Linked DNA regions of Mus musculus: region 1 is linked to region 2. Evidence: chromatin contacts called from ENCODE Hi-C or POLR2A ChIA-PET data. All regions are on one chromosome and are shown on one strand. Each heading gives the region's core, a stretch centred on a gene start or an enhancer-like site at or near the end of the contact. The rest is flanking DNA. Distances are from core to core; before and after follow the strand shown. Region 1 holds the start of Plekhm3 (pleckstrin homology domain containing, family M, member 3). Region 2 overlaps Plekhm3 (pleckstrin homology domain containing, family M, member 3).

Region 1 (5,456 bases), core at 2,918-5,417, 38 kb before region 2:
AGACTCATTGCACGGGATAGAGTGAGTGTGCTTCAGCAGCCCGAGAGAGTTGCACGGCTAAGCACTGCAATGGAGAGGCTCTGCGGCATATATGAGCCTATTCTAGGGAGACATGTCATCTTTCATGAAGGTTCAGTGTCCTAGTTCCCTTCCCCCAGGCAAAACGACACGGGAGCAGGTCAGGGTTGCTCTGGGTAAAAGCCTGTGAGCCTAAGAGCTAATCCTGTACATGGCTCCTTTACCTACACACTGGGGATTTGACCTCTATCTCCACTCTCATTAATATGGGTGGCCTATTTGCTCTTATTAAAAGAAAAGGGGGAGATGTTGGGAGCCGCGCCCACATTCGCCGTTACAAGATGGCGCTGACAGCTGTGTTCTAAGTGGTAAACAAATAATCTGCGCATGTGCCGAGGGTGGTTCTTCACTCCATGTGCTCTGCCTTCCCCGTGACGTCAACTCGGCCGATGGGCTGCAGCCAATCAGGGAGTGACACGTCCTAGGCGAAGGAGAATTCTCTTTAATAGGGACGGGGTTTCGTTTTCTCTCTCTCTTGCTTCTCGCTCGCTCTTGCTTCTTGCACTCTGGCTCCTGAAGATGTAAGCAATAAAGCCTTGCCGCAGAAGATTCTGGTCTGTGGTGTTCTTCCTGGCCGGTCGTGAGAACGCGTCTAATAACAGATTATGTGAAGAAAGAAGTATATGCTGGAGATACGCCAGGAAAGGCGGTCTATCAGTTACACTTCTACTTATAAATGAGCAAGCACAGGTTCAATCAGTGACATAGAGTAAGGTTAGTTCAGACAGAAGGAGATTTGGGGGGCTCAGGTAAGGCTTTTTTCTTGGCTTCCCACTCTCTTCAACCCCAAGTCTCCATTGAGCTACTCCTACTCCATCCAACATTCCTTCTTCCTTCCTCAGAGAGACATTCTCTATGAGATAGGAAATCCCGCCACCAAAAACCTCCAACCTGCTTCCTTCCAGCCCTGTGAGCCAATAGGCACGATTTGTTACAAAGTTTCAAATAGGAAATTTTTAGGGAATGGCTCTGTTTAGGTCACATACTATTGTGTTTTGAATGGGAAATGGCCCCCTCCCCGTAGGCTCATGTATTTAAACACCTAGTCCACAGTTGAAGGAAGGATGTGAGGTGGGTCCTGCTTGAGGAAGTGGGTCAGTGGAGGTGGGTCTTAAGGTTTCTTGGCCCAGCCCCATTTACTGTCCTCTCTCTCACTTACTGCATATACAATGTGGCTGTCTCTCTCATTCTTCCCTGCCAGTCTAGACTGTATTCCCTTGAACTACAGGACCAAACAAACCCTTTTCCCTCTAAAATTACTTTTTGTCATATATCTGCCCATAGCAAAGTAACTTACACAAATGCCCGTCCTTGGATCAACCACCATGACCGAGAGGAAGATACCATAGAGAGTAGGATGTGCTTAGCATTTCCTACATACTTACATTGTGATTTGGAGGTAGGCACAAGCTTCCTAAGTGAGTATGAGTGCCAACTAAAGGGAAAACGAAGCATCTATCTCCAAGTAAATGGCAGTGGGTAGAGAGGTATGCAGTCTGAACTCTCCCTGCTAGTATATGGAAGGCCACTACAAGTCTTTAAATAAGAAAGTAGCTGTGGACAATGGTTATATTAGATGAACCTAGGCATTTCTATTCTCTATTAAAATGTTTCTGATTGCGGGGCATGGTGGCGCACGCCTTTAATCCCAGCACTTGGGAGGCAGAGACAGGTGGATTTCTGAGTTCAAGGCCAGCCTGGTCTACAAAGTGAGTTCCAGGACAGCCAAGACTATACAGAGAAACACTGTCTTGAAAAACCAAAAAAAAAAAAAAAAAAAAAAAAAAAAAATGTTTCTGATTGCTCAAAGAGAAGCCTTTCTGGATGATAGCATAAAACGTAGGTAAACATAGTGACCCTAATGCAAATTGTAAACTAACCATTCACCTGCAGAGGTTCATAGATGATAATGAATGTCCTATTGTGATGCAGGATGCTCGGATGTAGGGAGGTGGTTCATATGCAGTGGCAAGAAGTCTGTGAGGACTCTTCTGAGAACCTAAAACTTCTCTAAAAACACAGTCTATTAACATAGTGACAAAGGCAGCAGCTGACTGCCTTTTGAGTGCTGATGTGAATGTAACTATTTTGAATTTAAAAGAACAAAATATTCCCAGATGTTGACTAGCCCAGAAGTCAACAGCTTCTCAGATGGAATTATTGGATTCCTGTGTTAGTGATCAGAAGTAAATTCAGTCATTTCACAAACATAGATTTAAAGACAATAAATGTTTGGGTTTGTTTTCTTAAATCTAAGTTGTTACACTCTGAATTTGCTTTCAGTAATGAAGTTCCAGTACAGATGATGCTGGAATCATCTTTTTTTAAACAAGGGTAAAAATCGTAACTACTTTATTGTGTTTCTTGTTTCAGTGTCTTTTAGTCTCCTGACTACGGACTATATTTGGAATTTTATATAGTAAATATTTGGGAAGCTATATGTTATGAATTTGTGTTTTAGTTAGACAAACATATCTCTACTTCTGTCCTAGTCAGAATTTTCATTGCTGTGAAGAGATACCATGACCAAGGCAACTCTTTTTTTTTTTTTTTTTTTTTTTTTTTTTTTGGTTTTTTTCAAGACAGGGTTTCTCTGTATAGCCCTGGCTGTCCTGGAACTCACTTTGTAGACCAGGCTGACCTCGAACTCAGAAATGCTGACCTCGAACTCAGAAATCCGCCTGCCTCTGTCTCCCAAGTACTGGGATTAAAGGTGTGTGCCACCACGCCCGGCCCAAGGCAACTCTCATAAAGACAAACATTTAATTGGGGGCTGGCTTAACAGCTTCAAAAGTTCAGTCCATTATTATTATGGCAGGAACTTTGCAGTGTACAGGCAAGTGCTGGAAGACCCAAGAGTTCGACATCTAGATGCCAAGACAACCAGAAGGAGACAGTCTACTTCAGGCAGCTGGGAGGAGGCTCTGATTCCATACTGGGCAGAGCTTAATATACCTATACCTTAGTATACAGCAATCTCAAAGCCGGCTTAAGTAGCAGTCACTTCCTCCAACAAGAATGTACCTACTCCAATAAGGTCACACCTCTGATAGTGCCATTCCTTATGGCCAAGCATTGAAACATGAGTCTATGGGAGCCAAATCTATTCAACCAATCACAATTTGATTCTGTACTTTTTAAAGATTTGACTTTCAAAAAAAATATTATATATCCTGTTGAGTCCTAATTCTCTCCATTTTTAAACAGAATATGGATACTGGTCATTGACTTACACGCGTTTGTTTGTGCTTTGTTTGCTTTTGTTGTTGTTTTGTTTTGGAACTCACTCTGTAGACAAGGGTGGAGGGGCTCAGACTCACAGAGATCCACCTGCTTCTGCCTCCTGAGTGCTGGGATTAAAGGTTTGTGACACCACTGCTTGGCTTGCTTTTGCTTTTGAGACAAAGCCTGTAGCTCTGGTTGGCCCGGAACTCTCTGTGTAGACCAGGTTGGCTTCAAACTCACACAGGTTCACTTGCCTGTGCCTCCTCAGTGCCAGTGCTGGGATTAAAAGTGTGTGCTACCCCGCCCCCGCCCCTCTCTTACTAAGCTTAATTGAAAAAAAAAAAAAAAAAAAAAACCGACTAAGAAGTATGCTGTGATGGCAAATTAAGACTGAAAACTGAAAGGAAGATTCATCCAACCGGAACTGCACGTCTTTGCAAAGTGGCTGGTTACCAGCAGACCTCAGGAGAGGTGACTTCTTGCCCTTCCCTAAGCCCTAGCTGCTAGACTAGGAATCCACAGCCAGGTTAGAGACATTTCCCCTCAACCACATCCTTTAAAACCGTGAACCTAACTAAAGATGAAAAGCAGTTCGTGCACCTATCCAAAGATGACAAGCAGTTCATTCCTATGTTTGGAAAGCATTATTTCTGAGAAATTCTCTTATTCTTAGCAACTGCTGCTAGCTGGCCCTGCCCTGGTAGGTTCCAAGTGACAGTTTTAACTGCAAACATCCTCGGTCTTGGGAAGAACGTGGAAGGGACCAAGCCTGGGATAAAGGCTGTAAAGCAAACAATAAGATAAGGAGGTCAGGCCCCGCCCGACCGCCTGCTCCTCCCGTAGGAGGGACCGGTCCTCACCGGCTGGAACTCTGTGTAATCGGATCCTGTTGCCGGGCTGCCGCGGGGAAGCTTTTGGGCGTGGGACCGCGAGAAGCCGCTTGTAAACAGAGCCGGGCCGGGATGGTCGGCAGCTGGAGCGCAGTCGCTGGCGGTGAGGAGGGCGGGCTGCCCGGGTCGGGGTCCTGCCGGGGGTCGGCTGCAGGCCGCAGGGGAGAAGGGACCAGAGCCGCGGTGAGCATCCTCCTCACGGCGGCCTTGGGCGGGGAGGGGGACGGGATGACGCATCCCCGGAGCTCCCCGGGGTCGCCGGGGTTCTTCCCACGCACCGCTTTCTGTTGTATTTCGCGCTGGGGATAGCACTTCATTTGTGGGTGGCTAAGTGAGGAGGAAGACATGACCTGGTGTTTATTTTTTGTGAATCAAGTAACGCAAATTAGAAAGTAGTTGAATAAGGTGATCCTGTTTCTGCGTTGTTTTTAGTAACCCCTCCCCAGCGATCATAGAAACCAAACCCCAGTAGAGCTTTTAGCCCCAGAGAAACGCTACGTTTGTTCTTTCTATTGACTGAGCCCATTTTGAATGTATAGTAAATGACAGTACAGGACTAATGATAGATTGGTCTTGTATGAAAAGCTTATTAAGCTAGAAAACAAAAACAAAACAAACAAAACAAGATAAGGAGTCCTCAGGCCCTTAAGCTGGAAAAAAAATTCTGATTTCAGAAGACAAATAGAGGCTGGGCTTATATGTATAGTTTGCAAAGCAAGGCGCCTTTACAGGTTAAAAAGATTGAGATATATTATTGTAAATGTTATTTAGTTCCTCCCCTTTTTTTCTTTGATCCATGGAACTAGAAAGAAACTTCTGGGTTTTTCCTGTAAAATATTTTCAACAAATCATAATAAATTGTGACTTGTACTTATACAGCATTATAGAATAGTACACGTTATAAGTGGTTGCTTAAAACACCAAGTAGTTTTTATTTCATTTACTTAAAGAAATACCATAGCAAAAATGAGGTCTTTAAAAGGTCAATATACATGTGTTACCTTGGTAACATAATCTAACTTCACTAGGAGTCAAGTATTAGGTTAAATTGACACGAAGTGTGTAAATGTCATGTACCAAGAAATAACATCAATAACTTGTGTGTTTGTCTTTATAGTAAGTACTTTAACAATGCTATTGTTCTGGCAAGATCCTGAAAGCTTACTTCAGCTTAAATTCTTGTTTGGTCACTTTCTCATTTCGTCATCCTGGAAAGTTTACTCAATTTAGCTGTTTCCTAATCTGTAGAATGGGAATAATAGC
Region 2 (5,737 bases), core at 63-2,562:
ATTGGAAGCCTGATGGAGAAATTTTTAATTCAAGCATTGTAGACTTATAAATATGCGTTTAAAAGTGAAAAGATCTCACCACCAGCCAAGAGTTTATGCTCTGTTCTTGCCCTGCATTGAAAAAAGCAAATGGTGATGGTCAGAATGAAAACCTACATTTTAAATTCACTAGAGTCACGATGGCCACCTTTCTATCGGAAAACAATGGACTTTAAGGAGGGTCTTAGTGACTGTGCATAGGAACTTTGCAGTGAGGATGGCAAAAGGGGAAACTCTGAGCCAGAAATACCAGCACAAGCAGATGTGCCACCTGTAGTTCTAACACTGGGAAGGCTTCGAGGCAGGAGGATTGCCAGTTTGAGACCAGTCTAGGATTGATCATGAAAACCTGTCTCAGAAAACAAAAACACGTTGAGAGCCAGCATAGAAGCCATAGGAGGTAATGTGTGTGTGTCTGTATATATGACAAGAGCAGACCTGTGCTGAACCAGTTAACTACTTTTGGAAGTGTTTTTGATAAGAAAATACTACCTTTAGTAGTTTTGGTTTGTTTAATTTGTCATTTATTTATTTTACTTATTCTTGAAATTGTTAGCATTTCAGTGTTTTTTTGGTGCCTATATTATTATATTTTGGAATTCAGGCATTCAGTAATACTCTACTAATTGCTTACAGGATAGGCATCCTGAATTCATAATATACTTACTTGTGTGACATTAGATTGCTGATAGAGTCCATAAATTCCTTGTAATTGGAAAATAGGAGACTAGCCCAGCCTTGTTCTCAAGTTAGTCACTGGAGTCTCTGCCTTAAGAGACTGTATAGTAAGAGAATGAAGAAAGCCCTGCGTGGGCTGTGAAGGCTGCCACTCAGTTAACACTTCTCACCTGTCTCTCAGTTTGCTTCCTGAAGGAGCATGCATTGCCCATATGTTGCATTGCATTGAGTAAAGGGAGTGTTGGAGAGCAGGCCCAGTGCAACTAAAGCTTGGAGAGAGAAAAACAGGGAAAGGCAAAGCGAGGAGCCGAGGCCCGAAGAAGGAAGCGAAGAAGAGGGAAAGTATTACATAATGGGTGAGAGCAGACCTTTCTGGCAGTGTCTGTCACCCAGTTCCCTGTGACACGACGCATCCCTTGGCTGTCTAAATTTGGAGCTTGATAAATCTGGACTGTTGGGGGTAGCTGAGTACGGAGAGCAGGGAGCTCAGCACAGGGTTACAAGTGGAATTGGGTTGCTCGCTTGCGCAGCTGGTGCTTCATGCTTCGGCTTGGCAGTCCGATGGGGTGCAGGTGCGTTTCTAACTCAGAGAGACCGCTAACTTGTAAGTGTGTAACGTACAGTGTACTGCATTCAAGAGTAAAACCAGTTCACTCCCTTTACAGCATATGTGGTTTGCAGGCATTTTCGTTCCCAGTGCTAAACCAGGAAGATTGTTTTTCTGCCTCAGGTTGGGAATTATTCTGTGTGTCCTGTAGGGGGCAGAGTCTCAAAAGAAAAAGAAAAAGAAAAGAAAAGAAAAAGCTTTGTTATACAAACCTGAATGTTTTTTAAATTAGTGGGAGGCTGTTAGTCGTCCAAGAGGTTGCTATAGCAGATGGCCCTTTTAAGGATCCATGCTTCTCTCAGCATTGGTGATTTAAATCACTTGCTTTGCTTTTTGTAACTGTGTGCTGATGACACAGACCGGGTGGAAAAGCAGCTAGAGAACTAGCATGTCTGCCTTCCAGGCTGCCAGTCAGTTTAGCACATTGGACTTCATGCACTCATTGAGAAGCAAATTCACAGACTTTCATGGCTTTAGTGTATCTCTTTAGACTGTTAAGTTTTTAATGTTTACTTAGTCCCTCCCCCATTAAATATTTTGGATGAATAAGGTTGCACTGAGTAGGCTCTTAATTCTGTTGTCATTTGGTTGCTATTTAGAGGAGCTACAAATATTGGCTTTTACATATATAAAATATGGACCGTTGGTCCTGTTTCACTAAATTCTTTCTCTAAGTGAAGACTTCTTAGGTCTCTTAAGTTTTAAACAGTTCCTACAGAGAAAATGGAGCATGACCATACCAGGATGCCTGAGGTTATGGTTTTGAAGCTATATGGGGAGCCATAACTCCATATTTCTTGGCTCATGCTTAGACTTAGGATAGTTGTGTGTGCTAGCTGCATAGCTTCCTTTCCAGCTCCGTGGCTGCTTAGCAAGCCCTTGCTACAGAAGCCTAACCATGTTCAAGTCTGTCTCCTGGGTACCCCTGAGCTCTCCAGAAAGCTAACCATGTTCACGCCAGTCTCCTGAGGACCCCTGAGCTCTCCAGTCCCACCTCCTGACGGCTGAGAACCCATTCCTGTGCTCGTTTGCTTATTCTCTGCTTGCCAAGTGCATGGCTGTGCCTGAGGTCAGAGTGTTAGAAATGTGGACGTAACCCCTTCCCTCATTAGACTGTAGGCAGCTAGGAATGTTAGATATTAAATAATAACATTGGTAACTGCCAAATAGCAGCCACGACCAGATTCACAGATGTGACAGCCACATTCCAGATCCCCGAGCCGTCAGAGGTAGGTAGAGCCAGGTAGGACTGTAGAAGATCATTTCTGGACTATAAAAAAGGCACTCAATGCAGATGAACTTCATGTTTGACCATGACGTCACAGAAAGTTCTTGAGCAGAGCAATGCATGCTGGGCGAGGTGCTGCAGAAGTGTTATTTGGGGATGCTTTTCTATGGCCTCTGTCAAAAGCGTCTACGATAGAAAATGAGGTGTGCTTCTTTAGTGAAACACAGGCTGGAATTCAGCATTGTATTTGACAATAAGGAACCTGTGATTTAAAAATATTAATGCTTAAAAGGTGATTGTTCAGTTTATTAAAATATCTAGTATATGGCCATAAGTGTTTCTAAATTTGGTTTTCATAACTGCCATGTACATTAGATTAAAACATGCTTGTTTTCTTTAGGAATTTGACATGTGTACCTACTCAGCAGATACATCGTTTTCTTGGTTTTGGGGCACACAGTTAAGTTTCCAGCAATTAAGAAACCTAGCAATTGAGTACAATAGTTTCAAGAGCCTGTGACTATATGGTGTGACAGGGATGCAGTGCTCACCTTCAAAACTGTTCCTCGTGAGACTGTTCTGTAGTCTGGGTGTGATTTGGATGGCCCACTTAGGGCAGTGCTCATGAGTGGGACTGAAGTTGAATGTGGGAAGGGACCAAGAGTGGGCTTAGGGCTGCCTCCGGTGCTTCCCTCTGCCGGTTTTATGGTCTGTTCCCTGGCTGCTGTTTAACCTCTGAGGACTGCTGTTGGTGACTGTGCATCTCTGGCATCAAGAGCTGTTGCTTTCCTTTTTCTTCCCCTGCAGCCCTGGGAGGGGTAAACTCAAAGGGGGGAAAAGTTTTGCTGTGAATTCTTCAGCCATTTAGTGCAAATTCCTGTAATTACCGGCATTGTGTCTCTTCTGAATGGCACATAATACAGCAGAAGCCATTCCTAATTGAGACCTTACAGGAGGTACAAATCCCCTCTTTGTTCAGCCTGACAAATTAGTGCCAGAAAGTGGCAGGGTCCGAATGGGAATCAAAGGCAAGAAGCACAAAGATGGGACTTAAGGCTACAGTAATAACCCTCTCTTGTCCTGAAGGAAAAAAGTAATGACCAATGAAAATGAAGGCTTTTTCCTCCCTCTGTGTGTGTGTGTGTGTGTGTTGTTGTTGTTGTTGTTTGTTGTTGTTATAAATTCCCTTGACAGGACAGCACCTCGGGGCTGCTCTATTTATTTAGTAAAAGTGATTAAATAGTAATACAACAGGGTAGCCCATTGTTTCCCTGGGCACCCCCATCTCACAGACCCCTGTTGCCTTGGCTAATTGATTGACAATGAACCTCTGAAAAAGAAGTTTGTTGTTAGGACCTGGGATGTGGAGCATCCCTGCACCCTGCTGTGTGCGTGCCCCGTTCATTTTTGTGTGAACTGTATTCCAGTTTTCCTTTGCCTCACCTTACTGCTTCTTTCCTTCTCCCTTTGCTCTCTCTGTCTTGGTTACTTCTCTGCTCCCCTTTGCTCCCAGACACAGACAAGCAGGTAAGGAAGAGTTAGACTTTTTTAGTACAGGCTTTGCAGAGATCTATCTTTGGGGTCAGCTCCCCGTTCCTTCTGGGGGTCGATAGAACAAGGGGGAAAAGGGATTGCACGTGCTTTCTGCTGTTTTTAACGTGTGGGAATGGTTGTCTGGAAGTTGTGTTTGCTCTAAGATTCCCCCCCCCCCCAAATTCTTTGCTCAATTGCTTGAAGGGAAAAAAAAATGTCCTTATACCAATAGCATTTACATGTTGGGGGAGGGGGATTTGGAGGCAGAAACAAACCCCTTTTTCAGTGGCTCTCAGTTCCTGAGAAACCAGACTTGATTACTTGAAGATCAGATCTGGCTGTTTGTTGGTGTAACTCAGGACCTTAAGGATGCTGGAAGCTTTGGGAAGACAACCAAAGGCCTCCAGGCAGATAATGAATGCACCCCCACCTTATATATGCTCAACTAGCTAAGCTGAAGATAAATCCCTAATTTAACTCTGTTACAGCTGCAAAAACAAATCATTTTAAGCCCCCAGGAAAGCAAAATATGTTAAACAAACAGTATCGACCTCACTAATACCACATGGCATTTCGTGTGATAAATGAGGGCATATTTCTGGCAAGTGCCTGTTTTATGACATCGTTTAGACATAAAGGATACCTTCATCCTAGCAATACAAGCATCCCTGATAGAAAGTATAGAGAGGTTAATTATTCATTCGGTAGCTACCAGTTTGGAAGTAAGCAACAGTTCTTTCTGCCGTGGGCCTCATTTACTTACTGGCCTTGAAGTAAATCCCGTAGAGTGGTAGTTGTTGAGAAAAAGAAATTGAGTCTGATTGTATGTGTGGATCTCTTGGTTCCCAGGTGCAAAGAGGAGCAGTTACACATTTTACTCTTAGGGAGAAAAGTATAAATATGTTAGGGAAGATTTGATTTTACCCGGTGCGAAAAATTAGGGGGTAATTTGGTGTACCAAAGTGGCAGGTCTTCTAAGGAAATGAACTTGGAAAGGAAGAGGTTTTTGTTTGTGTTTGCTATCCTTTTATTTACTGCTGCTTCAGACTTGTCTCCCTTTTGGTAGGAATGGTAATAAAGATTTATTTGATCAGTGTATGGGAAGGTAGAGAATTAGAGGAAGAAAAACAAGGAAGAAAAATGCAAATATGTATTCTAAGCCATAGAATCAGCTTGAATAAATAAAAAGCACTTAATCTGATGTTTCCTTGTCATGTCATCCAAATTATCTTGTTACTGTTTTGTGTTGTGATTTCTTATACAAAGGAGAGCTCACTAGGGTTTTGTGTGTGTGTATATGCGTGTCCGTGTGTGCACTAAATGGCTAAATTTTATTTCTCTAACCTTGAATATGAACATAAATGTTGCTTGTAGTAAAAAAATCTTCAAGTAGAATTTTAATTTTAATGTTCATGTCAACAAATATTTAGAAGGGAGAGACCATATTTATTTATTTATTAAAAATTTATTAAAAACCTTACATGTATCACACACATTCTCCCAGGATCCATGGGATATGTAAATGTGTAGGCTGTGCCCTCCAAAGTTGTACAGAAAGCCCCTTCCCTCAAATGGTATGTAAAAGTATTGGAGGGAATGCTCAAGAGAGTGAGTGGGAGGCCACTGACTCCCCATTGTGATTTGAAAGCTGA

Evidence for each region. A loop is a pair of places that touch in the nucleus more often than their neighbours do. ChIA-PET counts read pairs that join two places held with the same protein, here RNA polymerase II (POLR2A).
Region 1: a loop to region 2 is called in a map of left cerebral cortex, with 2.0 times the contacts of the local background. The contact joins the promoter of Plekhm3 here to the enhancer-like site in region 2. A Hi-C loop is called at or near these places in 1 of 37 maps with a recorded cell type or tissue (left cerebral cortex). POLR2A ChIA-PET finds 5 or more read pairs at or near these places in 2 of 5 experiments (Patski and embryonic stem cell).

What each region holds. Positions count from the first base shown.
Region 1 is chr1:64,955,535-64,960,990 of GRCm38, reverse strand. It overlaps Plekhm3 (pleckstrin homology domain containing, family M, member 3), which reads left to right and starts at 4,167. Exons shown (of 8, transcript NM_001039493.1): 1 at 4,167-4,296. It overlaps Gm51627 (predicted gene, 51627), which reads right to left and starts at 4,412. Exons shown (of 3, transcript NR_165472.1): 1 at 4,164-4,412; 2 at 1-670.
Region 2 is chr1:64,914,836-64,920,572 of GRCm38, reverse strand. All of the region lies in intron 3 of Plekhm3 (pleckstrin homology domain containing, family M, member 3), which reads left to right. Among named protein-coding and RNA genes, the nearest start is that of Gm51628, 31 kb to the right of the region's middle. Within about 2 kb of position 1,312, at least 3 of the 3 ENCODE cell types and tissues checked have a DNase peak (open chromatin) inside an H3K27ac peak, as active enhancers do; they include left cerebral cortex, where a contact is called at or near this core.